Linked DNA regions of Homo sapiens: region 2 is linked to region 1. A link is an interaction called in ENCODE POLR2A ChIA-PET data of the cell type or tissue named here. Cell type or tissue: PC-3. All regions are shown on one strand. Each heading gives the region's core, and the rest is flanking DNA. Links, peaks and the distances in the headings are about the cores only.

Region 1 (5,378 bases), core at 264-5,263:
CTTTGGGGAAACGGGAATCACTCGCTGAGCAGACCATTGGAACAAAACCGAGCCGCAGGGATTTCTCCCTCTTCCTTCCTAAGGAGGACGAGCACATGGCCTTGCAAAGTTGTCCCCGGGAATGTCTGTCCTGTGATCTGCGGGCGAGGAGAGCATCACAGCCTAAACTTTAAACCTGTGTGCGTTTGCGCGCTGGGGTGGGGGCAGCAAAGGGTGGGGTGACAAGTGCAGAGAATAAGCGTGTTTCGGGACTGAGGGACTGGGTGGGGGAGAACGAGTGACGGGAGCTTTTTTCTAGATTAGGTCAACAACAAATAGGAAAATAGTGCTTAAGACAGCGTGGGTTTGTGGAAGGGAGATTCCAGATGACAGAGAATGTATCCTGGAATGTGTGTGTTAGGCAATTTCTAGAGAAACCAAGTCACTGCTTCCTTAGTAAAACTGTTTCATTATATATCACAGCTCATTGTAACCTCTGCCTCCCGGACTAAAGCGATTCTCGTGCCTCAGCCTCTCAAGTAGCTGGGATTACAGGCATATGCCACCATGCGAGGCTAATTTTTGTATTTTTAGCAGAGACGGGATTTCACCGTGTTGGCCAGGCTGGTCTCAAACTCCTGACCTCAAGTGATCCACCCACCTTGGCCTCCCAAAGTGCTGGGATTACAGCATGAGCCACCACGCCGGGCCCAGAGGTCTAATTATTAATCAGAATGTTGCCTGTTGAGGCCAGGCAGGGTGGTTCATGCCTGTAATCCCAGTACTTTGGGAGCCCGAGACAGGAGGATCTCTTGAGCTCAGGAGTTCAAGACCAGCCTGAGCAACATGGAGAGAACCTGTCTCTACAAAAAATACAAAAATTAGCCAGGCATGGTGGCTCGCATCTGTGGTCCCAGCCACTTGGGAGGCTGAGGTGGGAGGATCACTTGAGCCTAGGAGGTGGAGGTTGCAGTGAGCCGAGATTGTGCCACTGCACTCCAGCCTGGGTGACAGAGAGAGGCCCTGTCTCAAAAAAAAAAAAAAAAAAAAAAGAAGAAGAAGAAGAAGAAGAAAGAAAAGAAAGAGGAGGAGCCAGGCACAGTGGCTCACGCCTGTAATCCCAGCATTTTGGGAGGCCAAGGCAGGCGGATCACGAGGTCAGGAGTTCAAGACCAGCCTGGCCAAATTAGTGCAACCCTGTCTCTACTAAAATTACAAAAAAGTTAGCAGGGTGTGGTGGCACACACCTGTAGTCCCAGCTACTCAGGAGGCTGAGGCAGGAGAATCGCTTGAACCTGGGAGGCAAAGGTTGCAGTGAGCTGAGACTATGCCATTGCACTCCAGCCTGGGTGATAGAGTGAGACTTTTGTCTCAAAAAGAAAAAAAAAAAGAGGAGGAGGAGGAGAACGAAGAAGAAGAAGAAGGAGAGCAGGGCCAGGTGTGGTGGCTCACGCCTGTAATCCCAGCACTTTGGGAGGACAAGGTGGGTCGATCACGAGGCCAGGAGATCCAGACCATCCTGGCTGACACAGTGAAACCCCGTCTCTACTGAAAATACAAAAAATTAGCCGGGCGTGGTGGCGGGCGCCTGTAGTCCCAGCTACTCAGGAGGCTGAGGCAGGAGACTGGCGTGAACCTGGGAGGCGGAGCTTGCAGTGTGGCGCCACTGCCCTGCCCTCCAGCCTGGGTGACAGAGTGAGACTCTGTCTCAAAAAAAAAAAAAAAAAAAAAAAAGAAGGAGAGGAGGAAGAGGAGGAGGAGGAGGAAAGAAGTTTGCCTGTTGAGCATTAAATCAAAGAAAATAAATTTGCTGGCTGGGTGCGGTGGCTCAACCTGTAATCCCAACACTCTGGGAGGCCAAGGTGGGCAGATCACGAGGTCAGGAGTTCGAGACCAGCCTGGCCAACATAGTAAAACCCCATATCTACTAAAAATACAAAAATTAGCGAGTCATGGTGGCGGGCACCTGTAATCCCAGCTACTTGGGAGGCTGAGGGAGGAGAATCGCTTGAACCCAGGAGGCAGAAGTTGCAGTGAGCCAAGACTGCGCCACTACACTCCAGCCTGGGCAACAGCACAGGACTCTGTCTCAAAAAAAAAAAAAAAAAAAGAAAAAGAAAAAGAAAAAAAAGAAAAGAAATTTGCCTGTTGAGCATTAAATCAAATTGCAGCTAAGGAGATGAGCTAATCTTCCCTCATTCAGGTGTTAGAGGAGTGAATTATATTCTCCATCCAAAAGAGTAAACCTCTACAGCCCCTGCAAAGCTTGGGTATACCAGAGTCAGGGTCTCCAGACCCTAGACAAGACCAGATAAACACTAGTAAATTCATGCCCTTGGGGCCCTGTTTATAGATGTCCTCAGATCCCCTTCTTTCACGTGCTCTTTCTTTAAGTCAAGTGGAATAAAATTCACTAGGCTTAAGATTTCTCAGTTACAACCACATCTCTAACATACCTTCTTACCATTACATTCAAATCACCCAGAACCTATTGGGGGTGTTCCCGAAACTCTTCTGTTGCAGGAATGTTGTGAATGCCCTGAAACCCACACCCTGAAATGTAGAGGCAGGGAGCAGGCTGGATGGCTCCCAGGGGCTCCCAGAGGCTCCTGGGGTGGCACCAGCTGGAAGAACCTGCCAGAGTCCAGTCCTGGGTCTTGGGCAGTGTCTGGCTTGAGCCTTAGAAATCACACTAATGGGCCAGGCGCGGTGGCTCACGCCTGTAATCTCAGCCCTTTGGGAGGCTGAGGTGGGCGGATCACCTGAGGTCAGGAGTTTGAGACCAGCCTGACCAACATGGTGAAACCCTGTCTCTACTAAAAATACAAAAATAGCCAGGCATGGTGGCAGGTGCCTGTAATCCCAGCTACTTGGTAGGCTGAGGCAGGAGAATCGCTTGAACCCGGGAGGCGGAGGTTGCAGTGAGCCGAGATCGCACCATCGCACTCCAGCCTAGGGGACAAGAGCGAGACTTCGTCTCAAAAAAGAAGAAGAAGAAAAAAAAGAAACCACACTAATGGTGGAAGGTACAAAGAGTTCAAAGAGACTGATCTATGTAGCCAGAATGCCAGTTTATTAATTTACAATGAGAAATCAAATCAGAAATGCAAACTCATGTCAGCCTGGGTAGCATTCTCTTTCTATAAACAAGCCACAGAGGAAGCCAAGTTATCCTCAGGGTGCTTGGTAATATAAACCAGAGCCTGGGGAGTTTGTCACCTGATTGGAATGTTTAACAGTATTGGTTTCTGACAGCCTAAGTGTTTGTCTCTGCAATAGGTGTGTATACCTGTCAGGAGGAAGAACCCAAGAGACCAACTGGCATTCCCTTCCTTGATAATTTCTGGTATTTTGAGTGTGTGTTTCTGCTTAGCAGATATTTATTGAGCATCTACTCTGTGTTGTATAATAAAGAATTTGAAGTCCAGGCGCAGTGGCTCACACATGTAATCCTGGCACTTTGGAAGGTTGAGGCGGGCGGATCACTTGAGTTTAGGAATTCAAGACCAGCCTGGGCAACATGGTGAAACTGTCTCTACAAAATAAAAATAAAAATAAAATAGCCAGCTGAGGTGGTAATTCTAGAGAACTTGAATTCTCTAGAGTGACTCACAGAACTCAGGATAGCATTTTACTTACAATGAGTTGTATTATTATTTTGTTGGTTCGTTATTTTATGTTTCTTTTCTCTTATTTTAATAGAGATGGGGGTGGGGGCCAGGTGCAGTGGCTCACTCCTGTAATCCCAATACTTTGGGAGGCTGAGGAAGGCAGATCATTTGAGGTCAGGAGTCCAAGACCAGCCTGGCCAACATGGTGAAACCCCATCTCTTACTGAAAATACAAAAATTAGTTGGGTGTGGTGGTATGCACCTGTAATCCCAGCTATTCAAGAGGCTGAGGCAGGAGACTCACTTGAACCCGGGAGGCAGAGGTTGCAGTGGGCCGAGATCATGCCACTGCACTCCAGCCTGGGTGACAGAGCGAGACTCCGTCTCAGAAAAAAAAAAAAAAAAAAAATTATCTTCGTTTTAATGCACATTTCTTTAATGGCAGGTGAAATTTTACATTTTTTTCATAGATTTATTGGCCATTTGCATTTCTTCTTTTGTTAATTGCCTGTTCATATGGTTTGTCTATATATGTTCCAAATATTTCCTGTCAAAATTTTGTTTGTTAAAACCTTTTAGTGATTTTTGCCATAGAACTTTAAAATTATGTATCATAAAATCCATCAAAAATTTTTTTTTTTGAGGCGGATTTTCGCTCTTGTTGCCCAGGCTGGATGCAATGGCGCCATCTTGGCTGACTGCAACCTCTGCCTCCTGGGTTCAAGCAATTCTCCTGCCTCAGCCTCCCCAGTAGCTGGGATTACAGGCATGCTCCACCACGCCCGGCTAATTTTGTATTTTTAGTAGAGACGGGATTTCACCATGTTGGCCAGGCTGATCTTGAACTCCTGACCTTGTGATCCACCCTACTTAGCCTCCCAAAGTGCTGGGATTACAGGTGTGAGCCACTGCGCCTGGCCGAGAAAGACTTTCTTGAAATCAAAATTATATATATATATATATATATATATATATATATATATATATATATATATATATACACACACACACACACACATATATATACACACACGCGCATATATATATATATATATATATATATATATATAAAATCTCCGTATATTTTTATAATGCTTATAGTTAAATCTTGATTCCATCTGGAATTTATTTTGGTATTGTAGTCTGATGTAAGAATCTAATTTTAATTTTTTCTTGAGTAACAGAAAGTTGTCTAATCCAATTGACAGATAAATCCATCCCTTCCTAAATCTGAAATCTGAGCTATCATCTTTAACATAGACAGTATATTTTTTTATTTTTTTAATTTTTTTGAGATGGAGTCTGGCTCTGTAGCCCAGGCTGGAGTACAGTAGTGCGATCTTGGCTCACTGCAACCTTGGCTCACTGCAACCTCCACCTCCCAGGTTCAATCGACTCTCCTGTCTCAGCCTCCTGAGTAGCTGGGATCATAGGCACACACCACCATGCCTGGCTAATTTGTATATTTTTAGTAGAGACCCGGTTTCGACATGTTGGACAGGCTGCTCTCAAATTCCTGGCCTAAAGTGATCCCCCCGCCTTGGCCTCCCAAAATGCTGGTATTACAGGCGTGAGCCACCGTGCCCGGCTAGGGTATTATCATTTTCTTCGTCTAAGCTCTAAACATTTCTTCTTAGATTTAATTCCTGGGTATTTTATATTTTTGATGTAATGTGGATAGCATATTTTTTCTTTTATATTTTCTGACTGGTTTTAGTAGGTGTCTAGAAAAACTACTAAGCTCTTTTTCTTTTTTTTTTTTTTGAGACGGAGTCTCGCTCTGTCGCT
Region 2 (5,378 bases), core at 115-5,114, 330 kb after region 1:
GGTCTCACCAGGTAGAGTGCAGGACCCGAGCTGCTGTTGGTGGAGAAACAGCGTTCCTGAGGTCTGGAATTATACCCTAGGGCAGTGACAAGACTAGGCAGACATACCTCTGCTCTTGTGGAACTCTAACCTAGATAAGGGAGCCAGCAGCAGCAAGAAGACAAATCCCTGAACAAGATAAAGTCAGATATGATAAGGGTTAGGGACAAACTCGAACAGTGCTGCTGCAGGTGTAGCCGGGTCAGGGAGATCTCCCCAGGAGGCGAAATGAGAGCTGAAGCCCAGCTGACCAGGAGGGGCCAGCCCTGTGGAGACCAGAGCAGAGTGATCAGGACAGAGGGAACACAAAAAGGGCCTGAGGCCAGAGCCAGCTGGAAGTGTTCTAGAAAAAACAACTCAGCCTGGCGCGGTGGCTCACACCTGTAATTCCAGCACTTTTGGAGGCCCAGGTGGATGGATCTTGAGGTCAGGAGTTTGAGACCAGCCTGGCCAAGATGGTGAAACTCCGTCTCTACTCTAAATACAAAAATTAGCCAGGCGTGGTGGCCCATGCCTATAGTCCCAGCTACTTGGGAGGCTGAGGCAGAAGAATCTCTTGAACCTGGGAGGCGGAGGTTGTGGTCAGCCGAGATCGTGCCATTGCACTCCAGCCTGGGTGACAAGAGCGAAACTCCGTCTAAAAAACAAACAAACAAAAAAAGCAGAAAGTAAAAGCAACTCACCTTGTCTGGCTGGAGGGGAGAGAGCTTGGGGAGGAGGGGAGTTGATGCCAAACGGGGTCCAGATCACTGAGGTGGCAAGTTCCCACCTTTCCCGTGTTGTGTCACACCTGGAAACTAATACTTCTTGTGGTGGGTTGGGGTGGGTGGTTGTGCATCAAGCAACAGTCGTCAGCAGCCCCATGAGTCATGTGGAAGGAGTGGCCAGAGAAAGAGTGGATGCTCTACAGCAAAACACAACTGATGGTAGCAATAGTCAGTGCTCAGACAACAGGCAGATGTCTACATTAGACATGAAAAGGCTGCAAGACAGTTTCACGTGCTTCCGAAGTCAAAGTCAGGGCTTATCCTCCTGGAGGGTAAGGAAAGACTTTGTGATAATAGTAGGTTCTGAAGGACAAGTAGGAGTTTGGAAGGGCAAGAAGAGGGTAATGCATTATTTAGCAGAGATACAACAGAGTTAACATGTTGAGCTGGAGAGTTGAGTGGGGCGTGGGGGAGGGAGGGATTCCAGATGTTCCAGGAAAAAGAATACTGTTGAGCTGGACCCTGGAGACACGCAGGGAGGTGTACTCGTTTTGAGGCCTGCTGTAACACAGTACCACAAATTGAGTAGCTTACAACCACCAAAATATATTATCTTACAATGCTGGAGTCTAGAAGTTCAAGATCAAGGTGTTGGCAGAGCCACACTCCCTCCACAGCGCTAGGAGAAGTTCCTTCCTTTCCTCTTCCAGCTTTTGGTAGCTCCAGGCATTCCTTGGCTTGTGCTGGCATCATTTTCATCTCTGCCTCTTCTTCACATGGCCATCTTCCCTCTGTGTGTCTCTGTGTCTTCGCAGCATTCTCTTCTCTGTGTCTCTCTGCTCTTCTAAAATAAGGACAACAGTTACATTGCATCAAGACCCACTCTACTTCGGTATAATCTCATCTTAACTTAAAATTACCTCTGCAATCACCCTTTTTCTAATTACATTCACATTCTAAGGTAGAGGGCTCAGGACTTCAACATATCTTTTGGGGGGACGCAGCCCAACCCACAGCAAGCAGCCATGGCTCAGAGGCTGATAGGTAGGTTGAGCCAGAGCATGACGGGTTATGGTGGCTGAGACTTGGGGCTACAAAATGGCATGACCAATCAGCGTGCTACCATGGGTTAGAGAGAGTGCTTCGGGTGAGGGACAACCATCATTTTGATCCTGGGTGGCGTCATTGGGAATGAGGAGGATCTGAAGGATGCAGGAAGTGGCAGAGAGACTTGAAGATAATGCCTTGGTCTCTACTGCCTCAGTGCCACTGCTTGACCAGGAGGGGGTGGTCACAGCTTTTGGAGGGAGAATGCTGAGCTTGGTTCAGTGCATGTTGAGTCTGAGTTGACATGTGACATACGTGTGGCAGTGTACATGATACCAGGATAGCAGCAGCAGCATCGAAATGCCACTCACCCCCAGAGTTCCATCCACTCACATCCCGCTCACTTATTGCCCCTCCACACACTGAAATGTTCTCTTTCTCCCATTTAGCTGGTGATGGCAGTCATCATGTTGCCTGCCATGAATTTTAAAAACCTACTCTGTGCTGGATGCTTTGCTAATTACTTTATGTACATCACCTTATGGAATTCTTCAAATAACTTGATGAGATAGGTCTGATTATGCCCATTTTGCAGAAGAAGATAACTGAGGCTTAGATTGAGTTACCTGTCTAGTCTCACACTAGACAGAGTTGGGGTCGTATTTGGACCCAGGCTTGTCTTTCCGTGCCTTTAATTTTCTTATCACTCTGCCTCCCATAGCATTTTCTTTGTATTTCTCAGATAGGGCTCATCTTATTTTCTCTTATTATCCACATATGACAGTTCTGCTAGAGTATAAACTCGTTGATGGAAAGGGCTGTAGCTCCCCAGCTAGCTCTGTCGTGGTTGGTTGAACTAGACCAGGAGCTTGTAGGTGAAAGGTTTGAGATGGCAGGTGATACGCATGTGTCTGTTTGGAGGCAGAGAGATGAACAAAGGGAGGGATGTCCAGTGGTGTCTTCAGGTCTACATGCCTAGATGCTGGAGGGATGAAGTCATGGGACCTGCAGAGAACCCAGCTGAGGAAGCCAGTGTCGATGCAGGCTATGGCTTTCCCACCAGACTGGAAGAAACAGGTCTTACGAGGTAGAGTGCAGGACCTGAGCTGCTGATGGTGGAAAAACAGCATTCTTGAGGTCTGGAATTACACCCCAGGGCAGTGATGAGACTAGGCAGACATACCTCTGCTCTTGTGGAACTCTAATCTGGATAAGGGAGCCAGCAGCAGCAAAAAGACAAATCCCTGAACAAGATAAAGTCAGATATGATAAGGGTTAGGGACAAACTCGAACAGTGCTGCTGCGGGTGTAGCCGGGTCAGGGAGACCTCCCCAGGAGGTGAAATGAGAGCTGAAGTCCAGCTGACCAAGAGGGGCCAGCCATGTGGAGACCAGAGCAGAGTGATTAGGACAGAGGGAACAAGAAAAGGGCCTGAGGCCAGAACCAGCTGGGGGTGTTCTAGAAAAAGCAACTCACCTTGTCTGGCTGGACGGGAGAGAGCTTGGGGAGGAGGGGTTTGATGCCACACAGGGTCCAGATCACTGGGGTGGTGAGTTCCCACCTTTCCCGTGTCATGTCACATCTGGAAATTAGTGATATTTGTGCCCCTTTCCAAGGACCTCCACTGAGGCTGGCAGTGGAGGGCTGTCTCCACATTGTGCTGTAAGGGGACTGCTTTCCGTGGAGCTGGGCGGGTAACAGACAGAGCCCACATTGGACAGCTCTGGTGCCTCGAGTTGCCCCAGGCCCCACTGGCTGCCCCAGGGGCTGAGATGAGCACAGTCTAAGAAAACTTTTGGTTCATTTGGGCCTAACTGTGCTCCAGCTCCCCTGCTGGGAGGCTGTGATGGAGGGCCTGTAGACCGTGCTGACTTCGAATTTGCTTTGACTGCAATAAGAACCCATGAAAGGGTTTCCAGCCAGGGACTAATCGCAGGGGTGTCTAATCTTTTGGCTTCCCTGGGCCATGTTGGAAGAAGAATTGTCTTGGGCCACATATAAAATACTCTAACATTAACGATAACTGATAAGCTAAAAAAAATCACAAAAAAATCAATGTTTTAAGAAAGTTTATGAATTTGTGTTGGGCCGCATTCAAGCTATCCTGGGCTGTATGTACTCATGCTAGGTGATAATCATTTTCAAAGACGCTGGGTGTGGTGGCTCACTCCTGAAATCCCAGCACTTTGGGAAGCCAAGACGGGTGGATCACCTGAGGTTGGGGGTTCGAGACCAGCCTGGCTAACATGGTGAAACCCTGTCTCTATTAAAAATACAAAAATTAGCTGGGTGTGGTGGCATGTGCCTGTAATCCCAGCTACTTGGGAGGCTGAGGCAGGAGAACCACTTGAACCCTGGAAGTGGAGGTTGTAGTGAGCTGAGATCGAGCCACTGCACTCCAGCCTGGGTGGCAGAGTGAGGCTCCATCTCAAAAAAAAAAAGAAAAAGAAAAAGTTTAAAGATGACTTTGGATGCACCATGGAAAATGAGGGGAGGGGGAATTGGAGACAGGAATTGGAAGTGGGGAGTAAGTAGGGCTGCCACTTATAGCTGGGGAGACTGTATATTGCTCACCTCTGGACTGTGGTGTGAATGGTGGCCCTTGGGTTGTTTGACATGATGGCCCTAGGATCTGGGTACAAGGTGGTGGTAGCTTGGACCAGGACATGAGCAGATAGATGGAGAGAAATGGATAGATTCTGGATATATTTGGAAGTTGAGTTGATAGGACATGCTAATAATTTAGCTGTGGAGAGGCAGGAGGGAATGAGAGAAACCTCAGATGACTGTGACTTGAGTGACAGGGTGGGGGGTGCTATTTACTGAGAGGGAAGATTGGTATAGGAATAGCTGGTATGTAGGGAAAAATCTAAAGAAAGCCCAGATAAACTTGCAGAAACTGGCAAAGGAAGCAACCACATGCCACATGGGAGCGCTGTCTGGGGCCCTGAGACCAACAAGCAGTTTTCTCCTGGCCTGGGAAGCCCATTGGGCTGAGAGATTTAAGACAAGGCTGATGGCATTGTGGAGGGCTAGCTTTAGGGGCACTGTGGCCTGGGCAGTTGCACACTTAGACCCTGTGCTTGGTTGCAGGCTTTGCTGTCTCTGTCTTAAAATTTTTAGTGATTCTTGAACCAGGGACGCTGCATTTTCTTTACCTTTTTCTTTTCTTTACTTTTCTTTATTTCTTTTTTTTTGCGGGGGGGGGGGGAGGTGGTGGGCGGGGACAGAGTGTTACTCTGTCACCCAGGCTGGAGTGCAGTGGCATGATCTCAGCTCACTGCAACATCTGCCTCCTGGGTTCAAGCAATTCTCGTGTCTCAGCCTCCCGAGTAGCTGGGACTATAGGCGCCCACCACCACATCCAGCTAATTTTTTGTATTTTAGCAAAGACAGGGTTTCTTTCTTTCTTTCTTTCTTTCTTTCTTTCTTTCTTTCTTTCTTTCTTTCTTTGTTTCTTTCTTTCTTTCTTTCTTTCTTTCTTTTTTTGAGACAGAGTCTTGCTCTGTCACCCAGACTGGAGTGTAGTGGCACAATCTCGGCTCACTGAAAGCTCCTGGGTTCATGCCATTCTCCTGCCTCAGC

Evidence for each region. Peaks named below come from ENCODE experiments on the same cell type or tissue, not always from the same donor. Only the 100,000 strongest peaks of a DNase experiment are listed, where the experiment ranks them.
Region 2: POLR2A ChIA-PET joins it to region 1 with 12 read pairs; 2 of 35 experiments call an interaction of 5 or more read pairs at or near these places.

The regions. Positions count from the first base shown.
Region 1 is chr17:67,996,311-68,001,688 of GRCh38, forward strand. C17orf58 (chromosome 17 open reading frame 58) reads right to left here and starts at 159. Exons shown (of 4, transcript NM_001382359.1): 1 at 1-159. In PC-3, for the core only: no CTCF peak of the experiment used is centred there; a DNase peak (open chromatin) is centred at 3,191; H3K4me3 peaks cover 336 bases.
Region 2 is chr17:68,325,987-68,331,364 of GRCh38, forward strand. All of the region lies in intron 2 of ARSG (arylsulfatase G), which reads left to right. Among named protein-coding and RNA genes, the nearest start is that of ARSG, 37 kb to the left of the region's middle. In PC-3, for the core only: no CTCF peak of the experiment used is centred there; a DNase peak (open chromatin) is centred at 2,885; H3K27ac peaks cover 1,432 bases.